Linked DNA regions of Mus musculus: region 1 is linked to region 2. Evidence: chromatin contacts called from ENCODE Hi-C or POLR2A ChIA-PET data. All regions are on one chromosome and are shown on one strand. Each heading gives the region's core, a stretch centred on a gene start or an enhancer-like site at or near the end of the contact. The rest is flanking DNA. Distances are from core to core; before and after follow the strand shown. Region 1 holds the start of Fnbp1 (formin binding protein 1). Region 2 overlaps Fnbp1 (formin binding protein 1).

Region 1 (6,567 bases), core at 3,634-6,133, 34 kb after region 2:
ACACTCACATTCTAAAGTCTAATTAGATTAATTCCCCAGGGCATCTGTGTATTCTTGGTAGTGTGCAATTTTTCAGTGTCAAAAATCAAGCCTAATTCTTTCGTGTGGGCGGGGCTGTGAGCTATGCTTGCCGGAAAACAGGCATCAGGGCTGAGCTAGGAGTCGAGGATGCTGGGCTGGAGTCTCAGTCCTTCCCACAGCTCACTAAGGCCAGGTGTGAGCTCCCGAGAGCTCCACGGTCAGCATGGGCAGACGCAGAAGTCTCCCTAGCGCAAACGCAGGGCATCCCCGGCTTCAGAGCTAATTTACAAACGTGCAGGGCGTGCGGGTCCCTGGTCTGCCTGAGTGGTACTGGCTTTGCCTTGTTTCTGTTAACCAGAAGGGCTGGGTGCAAAGCTTGTCCCAGGGAAGAAGGAATGACTGACTTTGTGCTGCTGGCCTTGCTGTGCTCATCCCAAACAGAAACTTTGTGAAGGGTCAAGAGAGGCCAGGGCACTGAGGAAGACTTGGGAATGGGCTGTTAGTGTTCTATCTAGGCCCATTTAGAAGTCAAGGGCAGAGCTCACACCTCTCCCAAACCAGACACCACTTCCGGTCGAAAAAGAATCAGTATTGCCTAGTTTAACACTTGGCACATTATAAAGGGCCCTAATATAACTCCTAGAGCTACCAGGCCCAAGTGCTATGAACCACAGGAAAGAAACTGCTTTTCAAATACAGTTTTCAAACTTGCGTCTCTGTGTGTGTTTATGTGTGTGTGGTGGGAGTGGGAGTGTGTGCCAAAGCACATGTGTAGGGGATAAAGGAGAAACGTAGCCAGACAGTGTTCATTTGGGGACAAAGAGCACAGGGGAGGTGACAATCTCTCTATCACCTACTCACTTTTTCTGGGAATCTCAAACCATTCTAAAAAAGCCTATTTTAAGGTATCTAAGAATATATGTATACAAATATATATAAAACACTTAATGTTATATAATACATATACATGTTAATAATTATATATATATATATATATATATATATATATATATATATATATAATACATACACTATATTATGCATTACACACATACATACACACACACCAATCTAGCTCAGGGTCTTACATACGCTAAACAAGCACAGCACCAATGAGCTACACCCAGCTCTGTTTTGACGAATCTTTTGTAGAAACATAAATGTCCCTTGAGATTTTGATGTCCCAGGCTAGCAAATGCTGTCAGGAAGGTAAGTGCCATCCTCCAGCCTGTATGAGGGGCTCACAGCGGCGAGGCTTGGGCCATTTGAACTTAGCAGTTGTTCAACGTTATGGAGTTACAGAAAAGATTTCTTTTAACCCGACGACAGGAAGGGTGCTGAAGCTTGCAATGAACTGATCTTCCTTTTTCTCTTTTTGCCACACTGGAGATGAACCTAGAGCCTCCTACATGCTGGGCAAGCAATCTATCCTGGACCTCAGGCTTCAGCCTTAACCTAATCACTTTAAAAACTGCTGTCTAAGGAGGCAGAGGCAGAGGCAGAGGCAGAGGCAGAGGCAGAGGCAGAGGCAGAGGCAGAGGCAGGAGGATGTCTGTGAGTTCGAGGCCAGCCTAGTCTACATAATGAGTTCCACCTCAGCCAGGGCTACAGTTAGACCGTGTCTCAAACAAAACAGAAATAAATAACTACATCAACAAATACGATTCAAACCTGCCATTTACACTTTGTCTTTTCCCCACCCCAGTACCAGGGGTAGAACCCAGGCTTCATGTGTGTGCTATGCAAACTCTCTAGTACTGAGCTATGGCCCCACCCCTTTCCGTGTTCTTAATTTTTGACATAAACTCACTATAAGTTGCTCCGGTGGGCCTTGAACATTCAGTCCTTCTGTCTCTGCTTCCCACTAGCTGGGATTACAGACCTGAGCCAGCAGGCCTGGCTTTAGTTCACTCTTGATACAAAAGTTTTTCTAACTTTTTCAAAAGCTCGCCTAGACTGTGAATGCTTTCTGCCATGAGGTTTTTAGAAGAAACGGGTGTCGTCCTCAACAAAGCAGGATGTGGCTTAAGAGTGGGCTTTTTACCTAGAACAAGTGTTTGAAACCAGAAGAGTTTTTTTTCAGGGCCTTGCTGGACTTTCACTAAAGTCCCAAGACTGCATACAATCTGTTAAGATCGGTGCCAGTCATGAGCGCTGAGGCCACCTGCCGCCAATCACTTGCGGCCACCCAAACTGTGCCATCGAATCCAGAAGTGTCATTCTGCCAAGTGAGACTTTAGCGACCCATCATTATCTCATTACCACAGCGAGGTCCCAAAGCCACCAAGTAAGGAAAACCCTCAATCAGGGCCTTGGCCTGGCCGCCAGGATACTGCACATCCAAGCTTCTGACCACTAGACCCAGCCGGAGACAGCGGGCCTCTTCAACCCTGCTTTCCCTCATCCCCCTAGGCTGGCTTCCTTTCCTTCTTTCCTTTCTTTTTGTAAAACTGTTTTAAGAGAGCTAATAGTGAGTATTTTTGCCTCAAAACCCATGTTTTGCACTAGTTTTTCTTGATAGTATCATAACACGCTCACCTATTCCTTCCATTAAACTATAAGCTACCCAAAGGTAAAGGCCTGTACTCACCATGCCTTAAAAACAAAACCAAAAATAAAAATTAAGTCACCCTTTTTATTTTCTCATTTCCATATACTTCATCTACAGTATGGCAGGCCAATCTGCTATTGGCTATAAGAAAACTCACAAATTTATCAAGTAAGCTAAATACAAATACTTTATATCTCTCACCATTTAAAATACTTCCTGACATTCTCTTCTCTCCACCTCTGGTGCTAGGTTCAATCTCTAGTGCCTTGTCCAGGTCCAGGCCAGGCAAGTATTTTACCTGAGTCACATCCTTGGTAGCTTTTTGTTTTGCTTTTTCAGACAAGGCCTTACTACGCACGTAGCTCCTGCTGACTTGGGAGTCACTATGTATTCCAGGCTGGATGCAAACTCACAGCAATCCTCCTGCCTCAGCCTTTCCAGAGTTGGGGATTACAGTGTGAGTCACCAGGAGTGGCTCCTGTGTTTGACGTCCTCCTGTTTTCCACTCCTCAAAGATGCAGGAAGAACAGCCATGATGTCAGCTCTTTAGCCCAGCTATACCTGCCCTCGCCTGGGTCACCAGCTACATCCTTCACCAATATGGCTACAAAATATCCACCTCCCTAAGTCGCTCAAGAACCAAGTATTTTCTGCCTTCAGAGTTATGCCCTGCTGTTTGAACACATGCCCAGACTTCCATTCTGTTGCTGACCTTGACTTCTGATGTGCCCCCACCACGGTGTGAAAGAAAAACAAACCAAACCAAAACCCAATCAACTAACCAAACCACACACCCCCAAATCAGAAAAGAAAATAGCACGCATAGGCGAACAGTTTTGCCTACTGTGGGTGTGTACAAGTTGCTTTCAAACTATGCGTTACATTTATTTTCAAAATGGGCATTTGCCCCGGTCACCTGACATTTTGACAGCCGAATGAATGGGAACCCCTTTGACAGAGGATGTTTATGAAATGAGTTATCTTGGGAGCCAATGCTCCCGGGATTTTAGTATTAGCAGAAGCTACTGTAGTCTAAGGAATGGTTATGTAAAAACAATCAAGGCAAAGAAAATAATTTAAGGGGGATGCACAGCATTTCCCTAATTGCCCTAACCTTATTTTGACACGGCATTTCTTGGCCTCATCTTGGATGGCAACACCACCCCATACTTTATCCCTCCACACCCTTCACAAATGGAATTCAGAAAGGTAGTCAGCGGGCACTTAGGATTCATCACTGAGAAGGACTGGTCTCGGGCACATTTCAGCGCAGTAACCGCGGTTTCTTCCCCACCTTCACCCAGGCCATTGCACCGCACGCCTATGACCAGCCTTTCCCCGTGCTCGAGTCCAGAGGAAGGCAGGGCAACAGGCCCTGCCCCTCGGCCAACGGCCTCCCTTTCCCGGAGATGCCCTGAGAGCTGTCCTGGCGTCCTCTGATCGCCCTCGATGGGACCGTTTCCAGATACAAGCTGATCACTAACCCACCTGCACCCCCAAAGGAAGGATCCTCGCAAGATTATCCCCTCTCGAAACCGTTTCGTTTCCTCTGGGCAGCAGGACAGAACCAGGTCCCCGGCAATCGTCCCTCCGTGCTATCTTATGATCTCCCCTACCGCTGTCCCCCTGCGGACCAAACACCGCAGCCCCCCTCAAATTCAGAATCTGAGCTGTCTCCAAGATACAAGTGCGCTCCAACCGCCTCGGGGCTAAAGTCCTCACTTTCAGAGAGAAGACCTTACCTCTCGCTACCGGTACCCCCGAGACCCGAAACCCTGCGCCTGCCAGGCCGCCCCGCCCCCGGGAGTAGCGCGGGATCCGCCCGCACCTCCAAGCGTATAGATCGGCCCCAGAGCTCCGGCCAGGGGCGCGCGCAATTACGCAGCCCGGCACAGCGCGGGCCCCACGCCCCCGGGGAACGCCCGCGGGTTGCCGCTCCGGGAGCCCGGACCCAGCTCCACGCCGCCCCGAGGCCGCCGGGGCCACCCGATCCGCGCTCCCTCTTTGCTGGGCGACGACGCACGCCGAGGCCCCTCGATGCGCCTCCCGCCCAGGCCGCCCGCGGCCCGGCCCCTCACTCACCCAGAGCTCAGTGCCCCAGCTCATGGTGCAGGGACCGGGAAGGGGCCTCCGACCCCCTTCGCCGGCGATCGCTGCGGCCCTCCGAACCTTGTGAATGCGGAAAGCCCGCCGCTTCCCCCGGCCCGCGCCTCCTCTAGCCCGAGCTCGCAACCTCTCGTCGCTCCGCGCGGAGCAAAATGGCCCGAGGAAGCAGCAGCAGCGACCGCCGCAGCGCGCCCGCCCCGCACCGGAGCTGAGGGGCGGGATGGGGCGGGACGAGAGGCGGGACGGGGCGGGACCGGACTGACAGCTCGTGCATACCGTCCCGCCCACAGGCTCCCTTTGGCGCAGTTGCCCCGGGGGTCTGGAAGGACGTGAACCCCTGGGGACTCCTGCTCGTCATCGGTATTCGGCAACCAGCGAGCCCAACTCTTTTGGGACCTGCGCTCTCTGTCTGCAGACTGGGCTGCTGGTGATCACGTCCCTCCATCGCCATCTGCCTTCTACCCATCGCGCCTAGCGCTGTTTTGCATTTCAGAACTTTCGCCAGGTGGCCGCCGACGCCCACCTTAGAAGCTCCCGGAGTGGCTTCTTCCACTATCCAGACACTGTGGAGGCCCAAAGAGCTCGGCAGCGCGCGCGTAGGAGTGGGGCCTGGGACCGTGACGTCGGTGCACAGTGTACATAGGACGTTGAAGGGAACAGCAATCCAGCAGATCCAGGAACCCAGGGAAAGAACTCGGGAATGTGAGCCCAAAGAATTATAACCAGTGCCTTTTTCTGCCTATTTGGCCAGGAATCTCGGCAGTGAAGTTGTTACCCTGCTGAAGGACAGCAGAATCTCTGAAGGGCCCACAGGGACTTTGGAGGGTTCAAATTCAGCCTCTGCACTCTTTGGCTGGGTGGTCTAGAACAGGTTTCACCTCTATCTGGGGGAGAGCCTCAGCTGCCAAAAGGAGGCAGTGTCTACCAGTCCAGGCCTAGTGATGTGAACAGAGGAGGTGAACTGGCCAGTGGGTGGCTGACGCAGAATGGGAACCATCTCATTAACTCTTCCAAAACTCCACAGAATGTCATTTCTCACATGCTGTGGAGAATCTGGGGGCTTCCAACTGTCTCCTCAGAATCTTTCTTTCTCTGAATTCCGAGACCTCTCCTCCAGAGTCGTGACCCTCTTCTACACAATTCTCCACTCCCTGTTATCCTGAACCCGTTCATCTTTTTCCAACAGTGAGTTAAATCTCCTTAAAGGGTGAATCTCAGCCCAGTGTGTGCCGTCCCAGACCTAACACTCCTAACCAGTCCTAACACTCCTGAGGCAGAGGTAGGAAGACTGCTGCAAGTTCAAGGCCAACCTGAGCCACATAGTAAATACCAAGTAGGATGACCTGGTCCACAAAGGGGAAAACCTCAGCTAAAATAAAATAACAATGGTAAACAATAATGGTGAGGTATGGAGGCAGAGGCAAGTGGATCTCTATGAGTTACAGCTACATAGTGAGATCCTGTCTCAAAAACCAAAACTAAGCACAAAATAATAAATTTGTTGGAAAAGGAAAAAGAAAGAAAGAAAAAGGAAGGAGGGGCGGAGCTGAGAAACCTTGCCTTAAACCTCAGGACCTCCTACTTCCTTTGCCAGGCAGTTACAACTATCAAAACTATTCTGGTCTGTCTTTTGTCAGCCTCAAGACATGGCCTCCACCCTCTGTGTCTGTTTGAAGTATTTTGCTCCCACATTTACCAGGTCTGAGCACTCTTGACTCCCTCGCCTGCCAGGGATGCAAGCATCAGGATGGTCAGGCACCTTCCTTCCAAGGCAGACTTATGGCAAGGGTGAGCTGGAGGGCTTGGGACTGTAAGCAATGTTAACCACGCCGCAGGGTTGTTTTGTGTTCCGTATGCATGTGTATCAGCGCACCCATTCATGACTGGGG
Region 2 (6,302 bases), core at 677-3,176:
ACACACACACACACACACACACACACACACACACACACTCACATACACATAGGAGCACTCTAGGGCAGACGAGATGGCTCAGTAGTAAAGAGCACTTACTGCTCTTGCAAAGGGCCAGAGTTTGCTTCTCGGCATCTATGTCAGGCAGCTCACAGTTTAACTCTAGCTCCTGTATATCAGAAACCCTTCCTAGACTCCTTAAGTACCCTCATGCACACGTGCGCACACTTACCCAATAAAATAAAAAATAATTTCTTATATTTATTTTATGTATGTGGGTGCTTTGCCTGTATATACGTAAGTGCACCAAGTGTGTGCGCCTGGTACCCATGCTAACCAGAAGAAGGTCTCGGGTCCCTGGATCCAGAGTTACAGGCAGTAATGGGTGCTGGGAATTGAACCCTGGTCTTTTGGAAAAAGCAGCCAGTGCTTTTAACTGCTGGGTCATCTCTCTAGCTTTCCCCTCTTTTTGGTTGAGACAGGGTCTCACTATGTAGCCTTGGCTGGCTTGGAACTTGATAAGTGGCCAGGGGCTTGGAATTCAGAGATCCACCCGCCTCTGCCTCAGGGATGCTGGGCTTAAAGACATGTATCCCACCCTGCATCTTTTTTTTTTTTAAAGAAAGAACCAGCTGCTTGCACTTGGAGAGCAGAAAGGGTCAGGGTACAGTTATCACATTTTGCTTTTTCTCAAGTGAGTAAGACATCTCACTGTGGACTTCGCTACACTATGTCTCACAGACAAAAAAGCAATTGGACCCAGGGAACCAAAACTGAACGAGGTTAGACTACACCTTGTACAGAGGCTAGGGGTTTCTGCTTTGAAGAGGGAGATGGGTAAGTGTGCCAGCCACTGCTGATGCCTGGTTGTGGAGACAGCCGGGATTCCCATGGGTTTGTGTCCCTTGAGTGCAGGTGAGGCTGGGAGGGCACCAGGGTATGGGCAGGGGTGATGGAGCTGGAGAGGGTGTAGGGTCAGATTTTCCAAGGCCTTCAATGCACAGAGAAGGAGCTTGGACCCTTTAGAAAGCACAAGCTGCTCTGCAAAATCGTGACCACAGATCTGCCCGGAGACTGTCCCCACAGTCTGAAGGTGAGAGCAGCAGGAGGAAGCCATGCTGACACTTGGCAAATGCTACTGTAAGTGACAGATTGGCTGCAGACTCTGAGGGAGACGCAAGCAAAAGGGGGAAGGGCTTCAGGGTGAGTCTGGGTCTGCTTCCTGCACATAAAGAAATAGTCCACACAGGGGAGGAAGACTCAGTGCACTTTGGCCATGTGAATAAAGGGTTTGGTACACACAGCAGAGCCTGCAAGCACAGATGGACCAAGCTCGCAGGAGGATGTCGGGAAGTGGATGGTCTGAGGCTACAGCCACAGATCAGAGTGCCAGGGGGAGGACAGCCTCACACAGGAGCAGCAGGGAGGACTGGCCCAGGAAGCGGAGCCGGAGAGCAATGGAACAGAGCCAGAGAATGCATTAGAGCATCCCGGGAAGAGTTTCGAGCCAGGTCAGATGGGAGGCGTGCTGCTGCCTCAGAGGGAGCCTCAGGAGAGAACGAGGGTCTGGCCAGCTCCAGGACTTCACTGACACAGTCTCAACAGCTCTGCTAGGTGTCCCTGGCATGCCCAGGAATCCCTGCTTCACTTCTCTAAAACATGCAAGGTCTTAAGACATGCAATATATAACTGGCACACTTCGGGCATTCTTTCCAGCCCCATCCCTGAGATATGACTGCCACTGGCACAGCGCTGGGGCTGCAGCTCAGTTGGTAGAGTGTTTGCTTAGTGCAAACCCAGGCAGCCCTGGGTTCTATCTCTAATCCCTCAGGAACTGTGTGTGGCCCGCACCCCTGTAAATTCGGCACTCGGAAAGTAGAGGCAGGAAGATCAGAAGCTTACGGTCACCCTCAGCTACATAGCAAAGTTGAAAACAGCCTGGTCTACAATAAGAAGCCATCTCACAAGAGGGGGAGGGGAGCTGAGAGAGCTCAACGGTTAAGGTCGCATATGGCTCTTTGTCCTGTAAAACTCCAGGGGATCTTAAGTTTCTGATCTCCACAGGCACTGTACTTACGTGGTCAAACCTACACTCATGAACATATACATACAAGTAATAATTAAAAATAAAATCGCCTACCAGGGCTGGTGATTTTAATCCCAGGACTTGGGAGGCAGAGGTAAGTGGATCTCTGAGTCTGAGGTCAGCCTGGTCTTCAGAGGGGGGCTTCAGGACAGCCAGAGCTACACAGAGAAACCCCCCCCCATCTCAAGCCAACCCCTCACCCCCCCCCCCACACAAATAAAATAAAATCTTCTTTTTAAAGAGGCTGCACACAGTGATGTGTACATTTAAAATCTCACCTCTCGGGAAGCTGAGACAGGAGGACACGAACCCAAGATTTCAAGGCCAGCCTGAACAATATAATGAGATTCTGCCAACAACAAGGAAAGCTATACACACTTAACACATATAACCCGAAGTGTCTGAAGGTAAGTGTGTGCCCATGATACCAATCATCTCCACAATCTACCCCACAAATACACACCCACCCCTTCTAAAAGCTTTCTCTTGTCTCGATCCCTGGTATGTGATGCGACCTCTTCAAACACAACACAGCTTTGTTGAAGGCTGGAGCTGAGCTGTGCTTTCCGCTTCTGCATCAGCCTTGAGTCAATCAGAGTCATGTGTCCTAATTTCCTTCCTGTTGCTGTGATAAAACACCCTGTCTAGAGACGACAGAGAGGAGAAAGTGTATGCTTCGGTTTACACTCTAGCTCATAGCCCATCACTGAAGAAAGGCAAGACAGGAATTCAAGGAGGAACTCAACCAGAAACTGTGGAGGGTGCTGACTGCCTGCTTGTTCAGAGCCTTGTGCTTAGCTAGCTTTCTTATGAGGTCCAGGACCACCCGTCTAGGGAATGGTGCTACCCACAGTGGGCTGGATCCTCCCGAAACAATGAACAATCAAAGCAAGCACCCACAATCATGTCCACAAGCCGATCTGGTGTGCACATTCCCTCAATTGAGACTCTTTTTCTTAGGTGACACTATCAAGTTGACAGCTAATGCTGAGATTACTGGCTTACGGTCACCATCTATAGATTAATGACCTTAGCCTTGCTTGTAGCCAGGAGCAGAGAACAAAGAAGTGTCAACTTAGGACACACGGAGTCTTGTGCCACTAAAATGCCCTGAAGATAACTCCTGTGAAAAGTGTTGGTCCTTACAACCCATCTTTTAAAATGTTGTCGTAAAAATCAAAGGACGAAGATTTAAAATTCTCATCACTTTTTTTTTGGTTCTCGATCCACCCCCACGCCTCCCAGAGTCCATTGTAAGAAACACTGCTCAGAAGATTATTTATTTATGTTATCTCTACAGGAGGCTTGCTGAGCAAATGAGCGGGGTAAACAAGACGGCAGGTTTCTGTAAACAACCGGAAGAGGCAAATACACAAGTAACTCAAGTGATGGCTATGAATGAAGAGCTCCCAGCACTCAGGCCGAGACTTCCCACAAGTACTCTGTTGGTCAGTGGCCCTGTCTTGGTTTAGTTTCATATCGGCCAGGTTTACAGAAAAGTAATAGCTGGGGTGATGGCCCTGTGGTTAACACACTGGCCTTGAAGGCATGAACACCATGTCTGATCCACAACACCCAGGTCAAAGTGCCCAGTGCTGGGTAGATGGAGACAGGTGATCCCTGGGGTTCACCAGCCAGCTTACTCACCCTGTATCTAAAGAGATGTTTAGATGGTGTGTCTGAAGATAACAGCTGAAGTCAACCTCTGGCCTCCCCACACATGCGCGTGCGCACACACACATGTCCCCCACATATATATATATATATATATATACACACACACACACACACACACACATCCCTCCAATATATCATATCCTCTGTCTATCTTTCTACCTATATATCTTTATATCTACATCTACATCTACATCTACATCTATATCTATATCTATATATTGATATATATGTCACGAGCTGGGGCTGGAGCTCAGTAGTACAAAGGGTGAAGTTCAAGGTTGTAGCCTCAGCAGTGAAAACAAGACAAGTCTTCCCTTCCCGCCTCCCCTTGAGTTTTCTCTACAGCGCCATTACCTCTGAAAACTCTGACAGCTTCTGCTCTTGGATTTTACTGTCTCGCTGACAGTCTCCCTGAGACAGCTGCCTGACACTCTCTATAGCAAGGGTGGATAGCCTTAAGTTCTTCCAAACAAACAAACAAACAAAAAGAAACCTGAGTTCCCTTTAAAGTTCACTGACCAGTTATGTTTCCATTGGCTTTAGTTTTGAGACAGGGTGGTACTTAGTCCAGGCTGGCCTCAAACTCGCTATGAAGCCAAGATGACCCTGAACTCCTGATCTTCCTGCCTCTACCTCCCACACAAAGGAATGACAGGCATGTATCGCCAAGCTAGTACCAGCGATCAAAGCAGGGGCTTTGTGATGCGAGGCAAGCACTCTATCAGCTGCACTACACTCCAGACCTCAGCAATGTGCTTTCAACAGTTATCAGCTACCAAAACCACTTTGCCAACTGTAGTAAAGCTATTTCTCAAAGCACAGGATCCAAACAGGACAGAGAATCCTCACAGCAAAGCCTCAAATAGCAACGAATACATGAATGCCTGCTGCCTCCACGCAGCATCCTCCGTAGGCGATGTTAAGGCATCCCTGAAGGGACCACGCCCCACCGCTACTATTGAAGGACAAGGCAGCCACAGGAAAATTCAAAACAGATGAAAAACCAATCGGCCCACTTACATTCTTGACTAAAATGTGGAAAATTTAACGGGAAGAAATTCCAAATCTCAAAAAGACTCCTTTGTGGCAAACATTATAAATGGTCCTTAGAAAACTATCCCAGACTCCAGCGAGGATGGTGGTGTTATCGAGAATCGAGAATATATTCCTTCCTGATGTGCCCAGGTGGGGCAGCCCGCTACCCAGCACCTGGGAGGCTGCAATGGAAGGATTGTCATGTATCCGAGGTCAACCATTTTTGTGCTTAGAAACTGCAGTTTTCTAAACAAAACTCTCTAGTGGGAAGAGTAGCCTCACAGAGACTGGCTGCTTCTGTTTCTGTGGCCATTCTTGATGAGGTGAAGCTGGGAAGAAAGACAAATGCACTCAGGCAGGCAGAGGAGGGTCAGGGGAGAGCTGGCCTGTCTAGCTGGCCTAGCCACAAATGATGTTGGACTCCTGGGTTCGGCCTCTAAACCTCTCAAGTCCTGGTATAACAGGTGTGCACCTGATCAAGTCTTTACCCTTTTAAAGTGGTGTGTGTGTGTGTGTGTGTGTGTGTGTGTGTGTGTGTGTGTGGTGGGGGGCTGTGGGTAAACTCTTGGCATACTGGGCGCTGGCTATACATTGATTGATTCACATCCTCAGCCCTAAGAAGAGTAGCTCAATGGCCTTTGCAGATAGCCGGATCTCTTCCTTGGGTAACACACCAATAGTTTCCCAAAGAGTAGGCACCATATGATATCTGCAGCCATAGTAACTAACCATGGCAACAAAACATCCTTGACAGTTACAATGAAACCCACCAGTCCACCTTACACTGAAAATGATGCTTTTACTGGGCACCATTACCTATTATTCACTGGTGGCATAGTTAGCCTTAGCTGTCAACGTGATGTACCAGGGAAGAGGGAACCTCAACTGAGGAATTACCTCCATTAGACTGGCCTATGAACTGTTTGTGGGGCTTTTAACTTAATTACTAATTGACATCGGAGGGCCTAGCCTAGCCCTCCTTTGTAGGGCAGTGCTATCCCTACACAGGTAGGCCTGGGCTGAATAGGAAAGGCACCTGAGCAAGCCAGGGGCTGAGTCAACAAGCGGTATTCTTCTAAGGTCTCTGCTACATACAGTTCCTGCCTCCAAGTTCCTGCCCTGGCTTCCATCAGTGACTGACTATAACCTATAAGCCAAATGAACCCGTTCCTCCCCAAGCTGCTTTTCATTATGTTTTATGACAGCAAGCACACAAGGTTTTCATTTAGAAAATATTTTCCTTGATATATGTGGATCTTCTAAGTATTGACATTGAAGTTACTCTACCATAAGAAAAAGAATTTATTTGCATTCGTGTTATCATTGACTGTCTCCTCTTTTCCGGGTATTCTAATTTGTTACATAGAAGGCAGAATGCTATAATTAGCAACAAGTATTACCAGTTGCTCTACATTCAGTGAGAAAACGGCTGTCACATAAGCAAGAGCTTGTCTTAGAGGCAAGGAAAAAAAACACACCAGTCCAACGTTTGAAGCAAATAAAT

What was found. A loop is a pair of places that touch in the nucleus more often than their neighbours do. ChIA-PET counts read pairs that join two places held with the same protein, here RNA polymerase II (POLR2A).
Region 1: a loop to region 2 is called in a map of heart, with 1.9 times the contacts of the local background. The contact joins the promoter of Fnbp1 here to the enhancer-like site in region 2. A Hi-C loop is called at or near these places in 10 of 37 maps with a recorded cell type or tissue (CH12.LX, Patski, T-helper 1 cell and 3 more). POLR2A ChIA-PET finds 5 or more read pairs at or near these places in 4 of 5 experiments (Patski and embryonic stem cell).

Annotation. Positions count from the first base shown.
Region 1 is chr2:31,137,125-31,143,691 of GRCm38, forward strand. It overlaps Fnbp1 (formin binding protein 1), which reads right to left and starts at 4,884. Exons shown (of 17, transcript NM_001177648.1): 1 at 4,655-4,884. The coding sequence starts at 4,678.
Region 2 is chr2:31,105,670-31,111,971 of GRCm38, forward strand. The region is part of intron 1 of Fnbp1 (formin binding protein 1); the gene reads right to left. Among named protein-coding and RNA genes, the nearest start is that of Fnbp1, 33 kb to the right of the region's middle. Within about 2 kb of position 1,927, at least 2 of the 3 ENCODE cell types and tissues checked have a DNase peak (open chromatin) inside an H3K27ac peak, as active enhancers do; they include heart, where a contact is called at or near this core.